Linked DNA regions of Homo sapiens: region 2 is linked to region 1. A link is an interaction called in ENCODE POLR2A ChIA-PET data of the cell type or tissue named here. Cell type or tissue: GM12878. All regions are shown on one strand.

Evidence for each region. Peaks named below come from ENCODE experiments on the same cell type or tissue, not always from the same donor. Only the 100,000 strongest peaks of a DNase experiment are listed, where the experiment ranks them.
Region 2: POLR2A ChIA-PET joins it to region 1 with 9 read pairs; 2 of 35 experiments call an interaction of 5 or more read pairs at or near these places.

The regions. Positions count from the first base shown.
Region 1 is chr5:162,988,718-162,993,717 of GRCh38, forward strand. No RefSeq gene overlaps it. Among named protein-coding and RNA genes, the nearest start is that of CCNG1, 450 kb to the right of the region's middle. In GM12878, no CTCF peak of the experiment used is centred here; a DNase peak (open chromatin) is centred at 2,354.
Region 2 is chr5:163,084,786-163,089,785 of GRCh38, forward strand. It overlaps LOC105377700 (a long non-coding RNA gene), which reads right to left. Exons shown (of 4, transcript XR_002956233.2): 4 at 4,321-4,561. Among named protein-coding and RNA genes, the nearest start is that of CCNG1, 350 kb to the right of the region's middle. In GM12878, no CTCF peak of the experiment used is centred here; no DNase peak of the experiment used is centred here.

The DNA.
Region 1 (5,000 bases):
TACAGGGCTTTTACCTACATTACTCTTCCCTTTCTCTCCCCACCATCCCTTAGTGTCTTAGCTTGTTTGGACTGCTATAACAAAATACCAGAGACCAGGTAGCTTGCTCACAGTTCTGGAAGCAAGGAAATTCAGGATCAAGACCCCAGCAAATTCAATGTCTAGTGAAGGCCCACTTTCTCATTCATAGAGGATGTCTTCATGCTGTGTCCTCGCAGAGTAGAAGGGGCAAGGCAGCTCCCTAAGGCCTCTTTCCTAGATGCACTAATCCCAACCATGAGAGCACCTTATAATCTAAATCACTTCTCAAATTCCCTACCTACCAATACCAACACAATGGTGAATAGATTTTAACCTATGAATTTTGAGGGGGCACAAATATTCAGACCATTGTACTTAGTTAACTTCTATTCATCTTTGGGATGTAGCTCTACTGTCACTTTCTCAAGGAAGTTTCCTGCTGTCTCAGACTAGAATATAACTCAGAGTTATAACACCGAATTGCTTTATTTGATAGCGGTTATCACAGTTAAAATTTCACACGTTTATATGATTACTTAATTCATAGCTGCTTTCTAACCAAGCCCACAAACCCAACTCACAGGCTCCACGAAGGCAGCAGAATGGGCTTGTTTCTGCGCAGTCTTTTGTTTCCCGAGCTTAAAACCATTCCTGGGACACAGCTGGTGCTCAATGAATGTTTCTTGAATAAGAAAATGTGTAGACTGAGCATGTTTGTGTGAAGCAAACTGTGTTCTGCATTTTCTATGTTACAGATGAGGAAACTAAAGCTTAAGAAGATGAATTGTCCTAATGTCATATATTTAGTACATAGACCATGAAGCTGTTAATCAAGCCCACACTTTCTAATTCAGAGTTTCCAGACCTCAAAAATTCTATGTAATAATATATCTGCCAAAATGCACTTCCCCTTGTCTCCCATTTCATGCCTCTTCTTTCTTCCATAGCATAATCTTATATGAAAACAGTGTTTCTGTAGCAATGAAAAATATTCCTAAATTATGTCAATACATATTTTCAAATAGTGAAGTGTGACCATTCTTTCAAAAACATTTTCACTTTTTCTGAGATGGAAAAGACACCCGGAAATGTATTTCTTCATCAACAGGTAAATTGAAAAGTAATGTCAGATACCCATGGTGTTACACTAAATTATTCCCTTTCCTTTCCTAAGGCAAATGTTCTAATCAGCCTCATGCCACATAAGTCTAACACCACTCTGCCCCATGGTATTGAATTAACCTTTACCTGACATTTCTGGGTAATCATTTTGGGAGCCATCCAATAAATCATTTAATAAAATGAAAGTAAAATAGCCTTCCAGAAAGTGCATGTGCTCATTTTAAGTACTTCTAAATGGAGGCAATTGCACTCAACAACAAAAATAGCTCTTTGTACCAACAAACACAAATGAGTGGACTGGCCTTCTACAAAGGCAACAAGGAGGCATCTGGCCATGAACCAGAATGGACTTCTTAATGACATCCTCAAACAAGGACAACTATGCCTGTGGGGTTTTCTTCCCTGTCCTCACCTCCATCTGTGGCTACTGAACTTTGGCAATTCATCAGAAAAACAGATTGCATTTGCAAGGAGATTGCATCACTGTCTGGTAGAATAACTGATAAGCTAAATGGTGAGGAATTTTTGCTATCTCCTAAGATAAGCTGCCTTTTGGGAAGAGAAGTTGGCACCTACTTTATAATACAGAAATGGATGGAGAGTCACCTTGAAGATAATTTTGCCTCTATAAAAGGTTATTCGGATGCCTTATTTAGTTACGACAGTGTAAAGAAGTGGGCACCCATTGTTATGTTTTTGAGTACCTTAGCCAATCTGTTTCATTCCTTGATATTCCAAGTTGATTTCTCAGAATAAGTGAACCGATATGCCTAAGAAGTTGAGAGTCTGTGAGAGAAAAAGGAGTTATGCCTGAAATCCTGATCTTTGAGACCTGAAGTTAGAAAAACCTGGAGGAGTGGTCCAGAATAGCTTCAACCAAGGCCCAGTGGTAAGACAAGAAATAAGATAATGAGCCTTTTGAATAATGAGGCTTTTAAGCTGGCATCCCTGCCTCAACACAGTGTCTGTGAGATTGTAGGGAAGGGCAGATTTATTAGGAAAAAAAATAGTTTGTGGCTGATTCTTCCTCTTGAATAGTAGTTTTTTATTTACTGGGTTATCAGATGAAAAGATTTGCCATTTTACTATGATGTGACCTTTGAACACTCACACAGGCCTTGAAAACATTTTATGTGATAATAATTGGCTTGAGAGAGCCGTGTAGTTAATGGTTCTGAAAGAAAGCACAGAATAGTGGTCACTTAGGAATTTCCCTTCAACCACAACAAAATGAAGATGCTCAGTATTCAGAAAAAGGCTAGACATTCATTTGCATTCCATAAAATAAGGGAAAAGTTTGCATTTCTCTGAAGTGTATACATCTAGATCAGTGGTTTTCAACTGGGAACTATTTTGCACCACTTCCTTGAGATACTGGCAACACCTGGAGATATTGTTTGTCATAATGGGGAGCTGAGATTGGCATCTAATGGGTAGAGGCCAGGGATCCTGTGAATCATCCTACAATGCACAGGTCAGCCCTCCTCATATAAAATTATTATCTGTTCGAAATGTTAATAGTGCTGAGGTTGAGAAACCCTGAGATAGATCAAAAAGGATCATCTCAATTGCACTGAAAGTCATCCTCAGATCTCATTACAAACTGAGAAAGTCAATTAATTCAAGAACTGGTAAAACTTTGTAATCTTTTTATTTCTCAGACAGCTGGCTAATTTCTTCATCCCAGGAACACATTCATCAAGCCCACTGCAGAGAAACTCTTCAGTTGCATTTTCCTACATAATTCCAAATACATATGGATATTCTGGGGGAATCCAGGGGAAGCTTTTGAGAATTTTATCTATGTTTAAAGTGACAAGCAATATTACTCTATAGCGCATTATGGGGAATTTTGTATACTTGGCACTTTAGCAAAATAGAATGAACAACCAAACAATATTCCAATAAAAATCCAGTATTCTTATGTAATATCTAGCTGAAGCTCTAGGCCACATAAACTGGGCTGTTCTCTGATCTGTAATTTAACATGAAGAGTGTGGAGTCTGATCAGGAATTAAATGTTTTGGATCCCAGTCTCTTTCAAATTAACTACCACTGTGCAATAAAGGTTCATATAACTCACCTATGATTAATTATTGGATTAATTATTGTATTTATCTATGGGACTTATTGTGAAAATTAAATTAATTGTGCATATCAAAATATTTAGGAAACTAACAGCTTAACAATAAATGTAAATAATAGTGACTTTGCTTCAAAATAACTCACAAAAGTATCACAAGATGGAACTTGACTGAGAGAGGCATTTTTGAGAATTTTCTGTATTCAAAGTGTCTCTTGTGGAAATTTTGTCCTTCAATATGACATTAATTTAAACCATTAAGTTACTGAAAGACAGGGGAAAAGCTTATGTATAGCTTCATGCTAATTCTGAATCAAGGCATTTTGTTAATATCAATTTTAAGAAAAAGCTGTGTCATAAAGAATAGTCACAGTTATCCAGGATTTCCACGGTTTTACTACTATAGGATTTTAACTGTTGGATGGCCAATTATTTCAGCATTTTGAAATCTCGCTTATAGAAATAAATATAAACATGAAAAATAATGAAGACATGAAAAGCAACATAATTTTTCTGGAAATCACAAATTCATGTATCTAAAACAAAGCACAATAAAACAAAACAATAAATATATAAATAGATATAAGCCATATATAATTTAAAGGTGAATAACTGAGTGAGTCCTAAACTTCTTAATGAAATATTTTTAGGGAATATATGTACCTAATTTAACAGGAAACATACATAGCTACTCAGTAGTCTCACAGTACCTATCCATGCTATAGCATTAATCACATTTGACTCATAACCTTTCTAGCTTGAAGCCAACAATACACTCTGTTCAGTTATAGACCAATGGCTTATAGACATACATAACTTATTATCCTAAGTGGGTAACTAAAACTTGTATAGGCTTCAAATGATTTACATTTTCCCATGCCTGACCTGCTACACATGACATGCTCTTGGTATTAGAGATAAGATTTTGGCTTTGTTTTTCCTCTTGGACATTAGTGAAAGAATCGTATAGAAGCTATACAAGGCAAGAAGAAAAGCAGCCTTGTGATGGGGTTTGTCTAATATAACTTTTATGCTGCAATATCACATTATCAATAAACTAAACTCACATGCTTTAAGAAGCAATGCTCCATGTTATATCTTAGAAAGCTTAAAATTCTCCACAGGTCTCATCAAAAACTAAAGAGGAAGGAAAAGGGGAAAAAGAAAATTATGCAAAGAATTTCAAGCTAATAAAGTTTGTGGAATATGGTAGGTAATGAATAATGTTAACTGTATTTAATACCGTTACAGAAGTTTAGAGTATCATTTAAATTCCTTCATTTCCTGGAAGTAGAATATAGATTATAAAATAATTTTTCTCATAAACTTCCAACCTCACTCCTAATATCTCCATGAAGGTTAACATTATCTCACTATGGCCGGGCGCAGTGGCTCGCGCCTGTAATCCCAACACTTTGGGAGGCTGAGATGGGTGGATCGCCTGAGGTCAGGAGTTCAAGACCAGCCTGCCCAATATGGTGAAACCCTGTCTCTACTAGAAATGCAGAAAATTAGCTGAGCATGGTGGCGGGCGCCTGTAGTCCCAGTTACTTGGGAGGCTGAGGCAGGAGAAATCACTTGAACCCAGGAGGCAGAGGTTGCAGTGAGCTGAGATCGCGCCACTGCACTCTGGCCTGGGTGACAAGAGCAAAACTCCATCTCAAAAAAAAAAATTATCTCAATATGTGGGAATTCCCTGTAGCAAATTACTTTACATACTTGTTTAAATATAGTTTTTAAATATAGAGAGCATTAGTTGACAATTGGAAACACA
Region 2 (5,000 bases), 96 kb after region 1:
AGAAGATGTACAAATGGCCAACAAACATATGAAAAAATGCTCAACATCACTAATAATCAGGGAAATGCAAATCAAAACCACAATGTGATACCATCTTACTCCTGCAAGAATGGCCATAATCACAAAATCAAAAAACAGTAAATGTTGGCGTGTATGCACTGAACAAGGAACACTGCTACATTGCTGGTGGGAATGTAAACTAGTACAACCACTATGGAAAACAGTGTGGAGATTCCTTAAAGAACTAAAAGTAGAACCACCATTTGATCCAGCAATCCCACTACTGGGTATCTACCCAGAGGAAAACAAGTTATTACACAAAAAGGATACTTGCACATGCATGCTCATAGCACCACAATTCACAATTGCAAAATCATGGAACCAACCCAAATGCCCATCAATCAACGAGTGGATAAAGAAACTGTGGTATATATATGTGTGTATATATATATATATATATATATATATATATATATATATATGATGGAATACTACTCAGCCATAAAAAGGAATGAGTTAATGGCATTCACAGTGACCTGGATGAGATTGGAGACTATTATTCTAAGCGAAGTAACTGTGAAACAGAAAACCAAACATCATATGTTCTCACTCATAAGTGGGAGGTAAGCTATGAGGCTGCAAAGGCCTAAGAATGACATAATAGACTTTGGGGACTCAGGGGGAAAGGGCGGGAAGGGAATGAGGGATAAAAGACTACAAATACTGTGCATTATACATTGCTCACAAATCACTAGTAAAGAACTTACTAATGTAACCAAACATCACCTCTTCCCCAATAAACTATTGAAATACAAAGTAATAAAAATAAAATAGCATCATGAACACCCCCTCCTCATGTTCCTTTCCCCACACCCTGTTTTATTTCTTTTTATAGAATTTCTCAGTATGTGATTTTTTACGTATATATACATAAATACCTCTTTATTGTCTGATTCTCTTCCTGTATTATTTGCTCCTTGAGGTCAAAGACCTCATAGCCTTATTTCACTAATATATTCCCAACACCCAGTACCTGGCACAAGGTAGGAAAGCAGTAACATTTATTAAAGAAACTGAAGGACTAAATAAATAAGCCAATGAATGAATTAATGATAGCATGGAAGATTATTCAACAAAATGTTTTATGGATATAACCAGCTGATGAGATCATGGATAATAACATTCTTCTATGTACATTTTTCTACTTATGCTTAATATCACTTGCAATATCTACACATATATGCATATTCTTTAGAATAAAAGAATATTTTCAATGTTTTGTTTATATATTTGAGGGTTTGAAACAACTTAAGAGCAACATTAGGATAATATTACTTCAAAGAAGCTTGTGAAGGAGGTATTGGGCAGAGAAATCCCACTGAAAAATTACCTTAAATGTTCACTGCAGTGAGATAAAAGCTTTAGATACCAGAAAAATGAAGAGTGTAAATAATTAACTATTAGGAAAATAAATATGTTTGTCTTTTTTTTTTTTTTTGAGACAGAGTTTCGCTCTTGTCACCCACACTGGAGTGCAATGGCGTGATCTCGGCTCACTGCAACATCCACCTTCCTGGTTCAAGTGATTCTCCTGCCTCAGCCTACTAAGTAGCTGGGATTTCAGGCGCCTGCCACCATGCCCAGCTAATTTTTGTATTTTTAGTAGAGATGGGGTTTCAACATTTTGGCCAGCCTGGTCTCGAACTGCTGACCCTGGTGATCCACCGGACTCGGCCTCCCCAAGTGCTGGGATTACAGGCATGAGCCACCATGCCTGGCCAGATATTTGTCTTTTTAAAAAATATATCAAAATGAGAGGTCAAGCTGGTCCTACCCAAAGTTCTTTACATTCTTTAAATGTAGGGGAAGGGGCCCTTCCTGAACATGCTACATAAAACCAGTAACATACCTCCCCAAAAAAGTAGCTCTTCTCCTCCTACCCCTTTACATTCTTTAAATGTAAAGAACCCCAAACCTTAGCATCATGCAATGTACCCTTGTAACAAACCTGCACATATATCCCCTGAATTTAAAATAAAAGTTGAAGTAGATAAATCCACATAAAGAACAAACTTTTTATGGCCTTAATTGCCTGAACCTAAATTTCATTCAGAATTCAGAGTTCTGCGCATGATACAATAAAGGAACATTCAGATGTGATTTCCCCTGCAAAGTATATACAGAGATTCCAAATAGTAAGTTATAGCTCTTCCTCACATGATGCTCACTAATTTACACACAAAGACATTCTGCATGTTCGTGCTATTCTATAATCTTACTCACAAGGGAGATTTCCATTTGGAAAAAAAAAGTAAATTATGAAAATTTTCCTCAGTGTCAGTATATGTAATTTCTATGGTAAATATAAAAATTACAGGATATTCAGTTATAATTCCCACCCAATTTATTCAATAATTAAGTATTGAGTGAGTCTTATATGCTAACAACTATGCTAGATCATGAATTGTCTGAGTATGAAAATAAATGTTAACAGGTTTCTAGCCTTCAAAGACCCATGGCCTTTCTCCCATTAAGAAAAGAACCTAGGTGGGAATTGAACAATGAGAACACATGGACACAGGAAGGGGAACATCACACACCAGCGCCTGTTGTGGGGTGGGGGGAGGGAAGAGGGATAGCATTAGGAGATATACCTAATGTTAAATGAAGAGTTAATGGGTGCAGCACACCAACATGGCACATGTATACATATGTAACAAACCTGCACGTTGTGCACATGTACCCTAAAACTTAAAGTACAGTTAAAAAAAAAAGAACTATTTGTCTTGAAGTTATGTAATGTAGGAGTTAAACCACAGAAAAGCACAAGCTTTGACATCAGACCAAGTAGATCAAAATTCTAACTCACTCTTTTTCTTTTTCTTTTCTTTTTTTTTTTTTTTTTTTTTAGAGACAGGTTTCACTCTGTTGCCCAGGCTGGAGTACAGTGATGTGATCATAGCTCCTTGCAGCCTCAAACTCCTGGGCTCAAGCAATCCTTCCACTTCAGCCTCTTGAGTAGCTAGAATTACAGGTGCACATCATGATGCCCACCTAAGTTTTAAATATTTAAAACTTTTTTGTAGATGGAGTCTTATTATGTTCCCCAGGTTACTCTTGAACTCCTGGCCTCAAGCAATCCTGTTGCCTAGGCTTCCCAAAGTGCTGGGATTACAGGTGTGAGTCAGCACACCCAGTCCTAACTCACTCTTATAATACATATATGCTATTCCATTGTATGGATGTAGCAGTATTTATCCAACCAGTCCCCTATCGATATAGTATGCATTCAGTGTTTTCTGTAATGAGGTGACATAAGACAGTGTTGCAACAAACACCCCTGCACATAGAGCCTTATGTTCTGATGTGTTTATTTACACAGAAATTAAAAGCAATAGCCTCCAGATTGCTGCAATAGTCTAACTAGTGTGCCTGTTCTGTCCTTGTTCTTTTATCATGCACATAAAAATTAAAACTTAGACTGTGTCAGTCTTCTGCCCCAATCCATCAGTGGTCTGTCAGTTCTCTTAGAGCAAAAGACAAAGTCCTTCGATGACCTGTGTCTTTCTGTGAATTGCTCATCTTCACCCTCGGTATCATTTTGACCCCATCTCCTACCACTCCCCACCACAGTCGCTTCACTCCAGACACACTGGCCTCAGCACTATTCCCTGAATCCAACACGACGCAAGCCCTCACCTTAGAATTTCTTGCATTTGCTTGTTCCCTCTACTTGGAGCTGCCTTTGCTTAGGTATCTGCATGCCCCACTCTCTCACATTCTTCAGGTCTCCACTCAAATGTCACCTTCTCAGCGGCGCCCTTCCTGAACATGCTAAATAAAACCAGTAACATACCTCCCCAAAAGAAGTAGCTCTTCTCTTTCTACCTCACCTTATTTTGTTCAAAGCATTAATTACATCTGACATACTTTGGATTGACTTGTTTATTTGTTTATTTTCTGTTTCCAGTCCTACTCCAAATAAGAGTACCACCCACAGGGGTAAGGACTTACTTTTTCTACTGCCATATCTCTGGTAACTAAAATTGTGCCTGGCACATACTAAGTGCTCACTTGATTTTTATTAAATGAATTGATAAAGGAATTAAAGAGCCTTAAAGCTTGGCTAGATGCTACCAGATTAATCTCCCCAAAATGTTGCTGCAATCAATATTTTTCTGCAAGATGTAAGAATGATTGTAACTACTTCCCCATACTTTTACCAACTCTAGACATTATCGATCTTTTTATTATTTATGTATGTACTTATTGTCTAAAGGATAGTTGCAGCTTTTATCAAATAAATGTGAAACTCTAATGTGTAACCAAACATACGTATTTAATTTACTTCTATATGCTCCTAAGTGACACACTGCAAGAATGCAAACAGAAACAATGCAGATAACTGAAGTTCTGAGCTAGGTTTTTAGCTCCAACAATTAAAATGCAAATCAAATACCTCTTCAAGGAGACCTGTCTAAGGAAGCAATCTCTCAGTTTCAAGGAAGTATCTTTCAGCCAGCACCATCCTTCTGTGAAATAAGCAGCTTCTTTGGCAAGTCTGAAAGAAAGAATGGGGAAAATGAGAGGATCACTCATTATAACTGCCCTCCTGGAGTTCTTTCAAGAATATGCTTCCATGACAGATAAAGGGAATTCAGAGGCTAAGAGGCACTCTGTTAAGATTTACAGGCAGCTCTGGCATAGATCCAGATGCAAGATAAATAACAAATGTGCACGGGAAAAGAAGGATGTGACAGAGTGAGAATATCCTTCATATGACATGAAAGGTAGTGATTCTGGGGATGCAAACTCAGCCTGTTGAATAGTCCTTGAAAATGGCATTTTAAAAGAACATCGAGCAGTTGGAAGACCTATGGGGAAATTGACAGAATCCAGAACTAGACAGTCATGTTGGAGTATTGTGAGGCATGGATTTTTCTTTAAAAAAGTCTCAGTGTTAAAAGATAATTTCCATTTGTAGTATAGAAATTACAAAG